Linked DNA regions of Homo sapiens: region 2 is linked to region 1. Evidence: read pairs that join two places in POLR2A ChIA-PET (ENCODE). Cell type or tissue: GM12878. All regions are shown on one strand. Each heading gives the region's core, and the rest is flanking DNA. Links, peaks and the distances in the headings are about the cores only.

Evidence for each region. Peaks named below come from ENCODE experiments on the same cell type or tissue, not always from the same donor. Only the 100,000 strongest peaks of a DNase experiment are listed, where the experiment ranks them.
Region 2: POLR2A ChIA-PET joins it to region 1 with 6 read pairs; 1 of 35 experiments calls an interaction of 5 or more read pairs at or near these places.

The regions. Positions count from the first base shown.
Region 1 is chr10:119,707,035-119,711,430 of GRCh38, reverse strand. No RefSeq gene overlaps it. Among named protein-coding and RNA genes, the nearest start is that of INPP5F, 17 kb to the left of the region's middle. In GM12878, for the core only: no CTCF peak of the experiment used is centred there; a DNase peak (open chromatin) is centred at 2,300; H3K27ac peaks cover 2,352 bases.
Region 2 is chr10:119,917,754-119,922,149 of GRCh38, reverse strand. SEC23IP (SEC23 interacting protein) reads right to left here. Exons shown (of 19, transcript NM_007190.4): 9 at 4,106-4,314; 10 at 3,639-3,757; 11 at 2,554-2,706; 12 at 1,166-1,261. Among named protein-coding and RNA genes, the nearest start is that of SEC23IP, 27 kb to the right of the region's middle. RefSeq lists an enhancer at 156-325. In GM12878, for the core only: no CTCF peak of the experiment used is centred there; a DNase peak (open chromatin) is centred at 2,159; H3K4me3 peaks cover 344 bases; H3K27ac peaks cover 1,378 bases.

The DNA of each region.
Region 1 (4,396 bases), core at 215-4,214:
CAAATACAACCTCATTCAGAATCCCATGCGTTTGGTCTGACAAAGATGGGCAGCCCTGGCATCCCATCATCAGACGCAGTGATGATTCCTCAGGGGTTCCTAGTAGAGAGGGTGTATTAGTCTGTTTTCATGCTGCTGATAAAGGCATACCTGAGGCTGGGCAATTTACAAAAGAAAGAAGTTTAGTGGACCTATAGTTCCACATGGCTGGGGAAGCCTCACAATCATGGTGGAAAGCAAGGAGGAGCAAAGTCACATCTTACATGGATGGCAGCAGGCAAAGAAAGAGCTTATGCAGGGAAACTCCCCCTTATAATAACCATCAGATCTCCTGAGACTTACTCACCATCATGAGAACTGCACAGGAAAGACCTGCCCCCATGATTCAATTACCTCCCACAACACGTGGGAATTCAAAATGAGATTTGGGTGAGGACACAGCCAAACCATATCAGAGGGCCTGTTGGGGCAGTGCCCCCTCCTAACCTGTAGAGGTCCATATGAGTTTCCTATAGCTGCCATGCAATTGACCACAAACTTGGTAGCTTAGAACAACAGAAATTGATTCTCTCACTGTTCTGGAGGCCAAGTCCAAAATTAAGGAGTTGGCAGGGTCAATTCCTTGTGGAGACTCTGTGAGAGAATTCGTTCCGTGCCTCTCTCCTACCTTCTGGCAGCTCCCACAACCCTTGGTGTGTCTTGGCTTAGAGCGAATAACTCCATCTCTGACTCCACCCTCACATGAATCTTTACCTGGCCTTCTTCCATGGGTTTCTATTTATTTTCATATATGTGTGTGTGTGTGCGTGTGTGTAATTTTCTCTTTTTTCTTTCTTTCTTTTTTTTTTTTTTTTTTTTGAGACAGGGTCTCACTCTGTTGCTCAGGCTGGAGTGCAGTAGCATGATCATGGCTCACTGCAGCCTCAACCTTCTGGGCTCAGGTGATCCTCTCACCTCAGCCTCCCAAGTAGCTGGGACTACAGGCATGCACCACCATGCCTAATTTTTGTATATTTTGTAGAGACTGGATCTTGCCATATTGCCCAGGCTGGTCCCAAACTCCTGGGCTCAAGCAATCCACCCACCTCAGCCTCCCAAAGTGCTGGGATTACAGGCATTAGGTACCATGCCCAGCCTAACATATACTTTTCTTTCTCTTTTTTTTCCATACAGACAGGGTCTTGCTATGTTGCCCAGGCTGGTCTTGAACTCCTGGCCTCAAGCGATCCTCCTGCCTCTGCCTCCCACAGTGTTGAGATTACAGGCTTGAGCCACCACACTAGGCCTCCCTGTGTTTCTGTGTGTCTTCCCCTTTTCTGTCTCTTGAAAGGACACTGGTCATTGGATTTAGAGCCCATCCTAATCCAGGGTGATCTTATCCCAAGATCCTTATATTAATTGCATCTTCAAAAACTCTACTTCCAAATAAGGTCACATTCATAAGTACTGAGAATTAGGACTTGGACATATCTTTTGGGAGGACACTCATTACAGGGGCTAATACCCTCCCCTCCCACTCAGTGGGGGAAGTATAGAGAATCCAGCAGTCACCTACCCAGCCTAACGAAGACTTCGCAAGTTGCAGCAACTTGCCCACAGTCAGGCAGCAAATTTCTGACACCAGGCCTCATAGAAACCAACCTCAGAATCTCTAACCCAGCATGATTTCCACTGCACCACCCAGCCTCTCGTGTAACTCCCTACCTAGGAACAGTGCTATTCCATTCAAAATCAGCTTCAGACCAGGTGAAGTGGCTCATGCCTGTAATCCCAGTACTTTGGGAGGCTGAGGCGGGAGGCTCACTTAAACCCAGGAATTCAAGACTATAGCCACCTATGATAGCGCCACTGCATTCCAGCCTAGGCAACAGAGGGAGACCCTGCCTCAAAACAAACAAACAAATAAAATCAGCTTCAAATATCTACATTGTCAATCTTCATACAATCCCTTTTGGCAGAAAAGACAAGCCTACCATACACTAAACATGGGCATCATACTTCAAGTTGATGTCTGAGAAATTTAAGGAAACATTATGATTCCAATACTTCTCTTCCTGTTCCTGTTGCTAAATGATTATTTTTTTCTCAAAAATGGAAAAATTTCTCAAAAGCTAGCTGACTTTATGCCCCTAAGCAGCTATCCTGATGTTTCAGAATGTAGAAGATTCTTTGCACTGAAGGAAAAATAATCACCTCCCAGTTTGTGATGAGTTCTCTGGCTCTAAAGCCCTTTGTACGTGTTACCTTACTTGTGCAGATGAATACCCTCAAGAGATCTCAAGGGATTTTGGTCGGTAGTTTCCATTTGACATGCAGTACGTTTGAAAGGGAAAGAAACTATTTCTGTGGGTGTGTGCTAGACAATTCATACCACTTGTTTTTCTTTTTGTTTTTTTGTTTTGTTTTGTTTTGGAGGCAGTCTCACTCTGTTGTCCAGGCTGGAGTGCACTGGTATGATCTTGACTCACTGCAACCTCCACCTCCCGGGGTCAAGTGATTCTCCTGCCTCAGCCTCCCAAGTAGCTGGGATTACAGGCACACGCGACCACGCACTGCTAATTTTTTTTTTTTGTATTTTTAGTAGAGATGGGGTTTTGCCATGTTGGCCAGGCTGGTCTTGAACTCATAAGCTCAGGCAATCCACCTGCCTCAGCCTCCCAAAGTGCTGGAATTACAGGTGTGAGCCACTGCACCCTGTACCACTTGTATAATCCTAACACAGGTTTGAGATCTCTTCTTTGGACCTGCAGCTACTGTTTGAAATTCAAAAGCACTTGTCAAGCACTGTGCCTATCCCTGCACTGCTCCCTGTATCAGCTCTCTAGGGCTGCCATCACCAGGTGCCACAAACTGGGTGGCTGAAAACAATGGAAATCTATTATCTCACAATTCTGGAGGCTAGAGGTCTGAAATCAAGGCATTGGCAGGGCCATGTGCTCTCTGAAGGCAGTGGGGAAGGATCCTTCCTTGCCTCTTCCCAGTTTCTGGTGGCTTCTGGCAACCCTTGGCATTCCTTGGCATGCGGCTGCATCACTCCAATGTCTGCCTCCACTGTCACGTGGCATTTTCCTCCTGTCTGTCTGTGTGTGTCTCTCTCGGCTCCATTCTTCTTTTTTTTTTTTTTTTTTTTTTTTTTCTAAGAGATGAGGTCTCGCTCTGTTGCCCAGGCTGGAGTACAGTGGTGTCATCACAGCTTACCACAGCCTCAACCTCCTGGACTCAAGAAATCTTCCCACCTCAGCCTCCCAAGTAGCTGGGACCAAAGGCATACGCCATCATGCCTAGCTTTTTTTTTTTTTTGTAAAGTAGGGTCTCCCTATGTTGCCCAGACTAGTCTCGAACTCCTGGGCTCAAGTGATCCTCTAGCCTTGGCCTCCCAATGTGCTGAGATTACAGGTGTGAGCTACCACACCCACCCAGTTCTCTTCTTATAAGGGCACCAGTCAAATTGGATGTTGGGCCAACCCACAGGCCCACCCCCCTAATCCAGTAGGACCTCATTTTAATGACTAATTACATCTGCCAAAAGCCCTGTCTCCAAATAAGGTCACATTGACAGATTCCTGGTGGACATGAATTTGGGGAGAACACTAACCCAGTAAACATGCCCAAGGGGGATTGTACTTTTTTTGAATGGCTTCTACTGCTCCCTTTAATATGCCAATTCCTATGTCACTGATATGTTTGGTTGTGTCCCCAATCTCATCTTGAATTGTAGCTCCCATCATTCCCGTGTGTTGTGAGAGGAACCCAGTGGGAGATAATTGAATCATGGGGGTGGTTTCCCCATACTATTCTCATGCTAGTGAATAAGTCTCATGAGATCTGATGGTTTTATAAGGGGTTTTCCCTTTTGCTTGGCTCTCATTCTTTCTTGCCTGCCACCATGTAAGATGTGCCTTTCACCTTTCACCTTTCACCATGATTGTGAGGCCCCCGCCCCCACCCAGCCACGAGGAACTGTGAGTCCATTAAACTTCTTTTTCTTTATACCCAGTCTCGGGTATGTCTTTATCAGCAGCGTGAAAATGGACTAATACAGTTACTCAGAAAGAAAAAGTCATATAGAGAGTAATAGAAGCCTGTCTAAATTAATCATATTGTTTCCTTCTATTTTTAAAGAGTACAGATCTATTTACTCTTAAGGAAAAGTAAAACATCAGCCATGAGGGAATGAAGTATAACAGCAACCAAAGTGTTAAATAGTGACTATTTGCAGCCTCTCCCTCTGCCCCCACTACCTGAGTATGTTTTATTGTTATTCACACTTCCTCTCCCCTTCCCTACTCTCAAGAAGGCTCCATCTCTGCAGCCATCCTGTATCTGATGACTTGCTCAAAGCTCTCAAAGCTGTATGGAGCAGATGGCCAAATCGATGGCTTTGTCATTCATCCTC
Region 2 (4,396 bases), core at 282-4,281, 210 kb before region 1:
TCTGCCTCAGGACAGCACACACAGCACGCTATTATGGGGCTGGTATGTTGTCATTTGAGCTCAACGTGCTCCCCGCAACTAGACAGCACACTCTTGGTTAATCTCCGGCTCCCAAGAATTGAACACAGTGCCTGACTCAAAAGAGGTAGCTGCTATTCAATAAAATGCTGAGAAGACTCAATTCCTTAAGCTAACCATTAAAAAAAAAATCAGTCCTATGACTTTATAGTCATTTCCCATATAAAGAAATGATGTAGGTTAAGTTCCAAACAGGTAGTAAAATAATAGAACCATAGAAATTCAAAAGATGGAAGGATCATCAAAGAGCATGTTAATAACAATACAAATAAGACGGCCACCCTAAGAGTCATCTAATTTTTCTAATTAGAAAACCTCTGTAAAATTAATTTGATCAATAAATTAAAATTAATAAAACAAGTATATTTTCCAGTTGTTCTAGTTTTAAATGCTTTTTAGCTGTTGCCTTGTTTTGTATTGTTAACAATTTTTGCTGTTTAGTGTTTAAGACTTCAGTGTGTATGTTTTTCCTCATCTCTTTAGATGGTAAGGACTGGGAAGAAAGTGAGCTATTACTTGGTGCTAAGCTTTGCATGCATTATTTCATGCTTACTCCAATCCTGTAAGGAAGGTATTATTCCATTTTAGAAATGAAGAAAACAAAGGATCAGAAAAATTAAGAAAATCACTCATGATCAGAAGGCTGAGGCGGGAGGATAGCTTGAGCCCAGGAGTTTGAGACCAGCAGTGGGAAACACAGCAAGATCCCATCTCAAAATAAACAAATGAATAAAACCAAATACAAATTGCTCATTAATACGCAGTTAATGAGCAGTTGAGCTGAGAATTTATTTGTCAGAACTTAACCACTGTTTGCACCAGGAAAACCTTAAATATCCATTTTAAAACTGAAAGCCCTTCATCCTAGGAACTTAGTCCCAGGAAAACCAGGATGGTCACTTAGCCTAATGTGGACTTAAGCCCAACTCTGACTCCTAAGTCTGGGTTTCCATCAGCTCCATTACTGTGCCCTAGGTAGGGAGCAAACTAGCTTACCTAACCATAGTAGTATTAAAATTTTCTATAATATAAACGAGCTGGTCACACCATGAGTTTTAGTTTTTCTTGAGTCAGAGGTGAACTTTACCAGTTTGGCTGCTTTATGTTCTACAAAGTTAGCTATCTTCTTTCTGGGTCCAAGGGGTATCCCCATTTCCTTCAGGTCATCAACTGTACACATAAGCTTTAAAAGGAAACAGACAAGCACATTAATCAATCTAGTGATAGAAGAACTGAAATGAGAATATGAAAATTATAAAGAAACCACATCATCTAAAGCAATCTAAGAGCCACTCAACTTTTTACAAGTTAGTTATTTTGTATTTAAATCATGCATCAGTTTAGGCTATAAAATCTTAGGCTTCCACACCTAAATCATTCTATTAATTAACAGAAAATACACATATGGTATACAAAATTCCAAAGCTATAGTCAAGCATACGATGAAATATCTTCCTCCCACTGCTGTCCCAAACATAGAATTCTCCTCTCAGCGCAACTGTGGAAACTTGCTCTCTTTGAAGCGATGTCTTATGTATGCATAGCACTTACATGTTTTTCTCTGTGTGTGTGCTCTACTATGCACACAGTAATGAACTCTGCTCTCTTCATGTAAATGTACCTTAGAGACGGGTATCTCTGACACTGCATCATTCATTCAACAGCTGTAGGGTACTCCGTTATGCGGATGCACCATAAATGATTTCACTAGCACCCTACTCCTCAACACCAATGGTGTCTCTAATGTTTTGTTACCTTGCAAACACTGCTGTGAGTATCCTTGTAGATAATTCTTGTTTGAATATTTCTCTATAGGAAATATTCCTGGCAATGAAACTGATGAAGCAAAGGGTAATTTTTATATTCTTAAAGATATTGCCAAACTGCCTTCCAAAGAGTTTGTAATATTTTACAGTCTGACCAACAATATATAACAATGCCTAGTTCCCTTCACCCTGGCCACATAGCATATTTTCAAACTTCCTATTTTTTCAAACTGGTAAGTTAAAAAAAATCCCATTGTACTTTCAATTTCCATTTCTCTTATGAGTTTTCATATGCGAAGACACCATTTGTTATTTCCTTTTCTGTAAATCATGTTTATATTCTTTGCCTATTTACATATCACACTGATGTGATGGTCTTTCTGTAACTGATTTGTAGAAGCTTTGAAAATCAATGAAGTAAGCCCTCTGTCTATAATGTGTGTTGCAAATGTATCACTGGCCTTTAGATGTTGTTTATGGTGTCTACTGTTATACAATTTTTTTCTTTGATGGCTTCTGGATTTTGCATCATACTCAGAAAAGCCTTTCAGATTATAAAAAAATATTCTTCTGTGTTTTTCAATTTTTTAAAACATTTCAGTCTTTGTCTACTCTGGAGTGTATTTTGATACGAAAATGTTTATTCTTAATTTTCAATCTACACAAGAAAAACAATTTCAAACAAAATGAAGCAAACTATGATCAGTACCAGGGACTCCATATCAATCTTTTCCTTTTCAAAAGTGCTAAAATATTCAGAGAGGCTAAGTGCTTCCAGAGTTTCTTGCAAAGTTAGGACTTCTTTATTTTCAACAACAAGGTCATACGACTCATCCAAAGTCAGCTTTGGCTCTTCAGGCATCTTTAAAAAAAAAAGTATGAAAAACATTACAAGCTCAGAAAAACTCCCATATAATGACTGCTGATCTACGAAAACTCTCAAACAATTTTGCTTTACACAGAAATCATAATTTTAGGCACAGTACTTTGCCATTCAAAGTTTGAATATTCTGGCCAGGCCCAGTGGCTCACGCCTGTAATCCCAGCACTTTGGGAGGCTGAGGCAGGTGCATCACCTGAGGTCAGGAGTTGAAGACCAGCCTGGCCAACATGATGAAACCCTGTCTCTACTAAAAACACAAAAATTAGCTCAGCTTGGTGGCAGGCGCCTGTAATCCCAACTACTCGGGAGGCTGAGGCAGGAGAATCGCTTGAAACCGAAAGGCGGAGGTTGCAGTGAGCCGAGATCACACCATTGCACTCTAACCTGGGTGACAAAAGTGAAACTCCGCCTCAAAAAAAAAAAAAAATTGAATATTCTGAAAAGTATATAAATTTAATAAATCACTCAAGTCTCCATTTCCTATAATTTACATTTTTAAAAATCACAAACTTTCACATTTAAATTTATAACCCATAAAGAAGAAGAGTGAGAAACTCAAATAATGAGCTATATGATTCCATTCCATTTCTAAACCTCGGTGTACTTTAATATGTAAAACCAGTTTCAGGGCTGGACACGGAAGCTATTATATTTGGGCCTATAACTGTACTCTGAATTTGGGGATTCTCTGAAGAGTTATTGATGCCAGCACTTTGGGAAGCCAAGGCAGGAGGATCGCTTGAGGCCAGGAGGGAACTCAAGACTAGCCCAAGCAACCAATGAGGCTCAGTTAAAACAAACAAACAAACAAACAAACAAACAAAAGTTTCAAGAAACAGTTCAGACTTTTGAAAATTGTTCAGCTCCATAGACTCTAAATCGAAATGTTAATTGGCCACGTACAGACGTACCTGCTTTTCCTGAAAATGTAGCTGCTTCACAACTCCATTAGCAACAGCAAGAGGTCCAGGGCACTTTGATAAATTCAAATCTTTTTGATTAGACAGGATGTCAAACAATATTAAAGAACCTATGAAAAAGAAACATTTTGCCTTATAATGTAGTAGGTACTTTTATAACACTAATTCTTTTTTCACTGTCTATAGTCAAAAGTCATACAGAAGTTACATGTTATTCAAGACCTGATAATTAATTATTTTATCAAACAGCAGAATAAAGTAAAATACATAGCATTCCCTAGGTAATACTAGAGGTGAATATAGAAAAGGCAGAATCTAAACTCAGAGCATTCATTTCTACCTTTTCTGAAACTTAAAATCTGTAATTCTTAATTTTGCACTAACAATATCACCTACACTGAAAGCAGTTATGACTCAACAAAAATTGTATTTAAAATGTGAATATTTGACAGTTTTACCTAAACTGTGACCAGCAACAGAGACACCTCCTTTGAAGTCTGGGTTCCGACTCATAAAGAGTGCATGCAGATGGTTTATCTCCATTCCTACTTTTTCCACAATTGTCTGACAGTAGGTGGGGCTGTTATAAAATAAAATATCTAGCAAAGTTTCATTGGTAAAGTGACGAAATCGACCAATACTTGGCAAAGTGATTTTCTTAATATTCCTGTTTAAAAAGAAAAATACAGCACATTCAGTCAGCATCTACCTTAAATTTACAGATTTTTTTAAAGTTTAGATTTTTGACT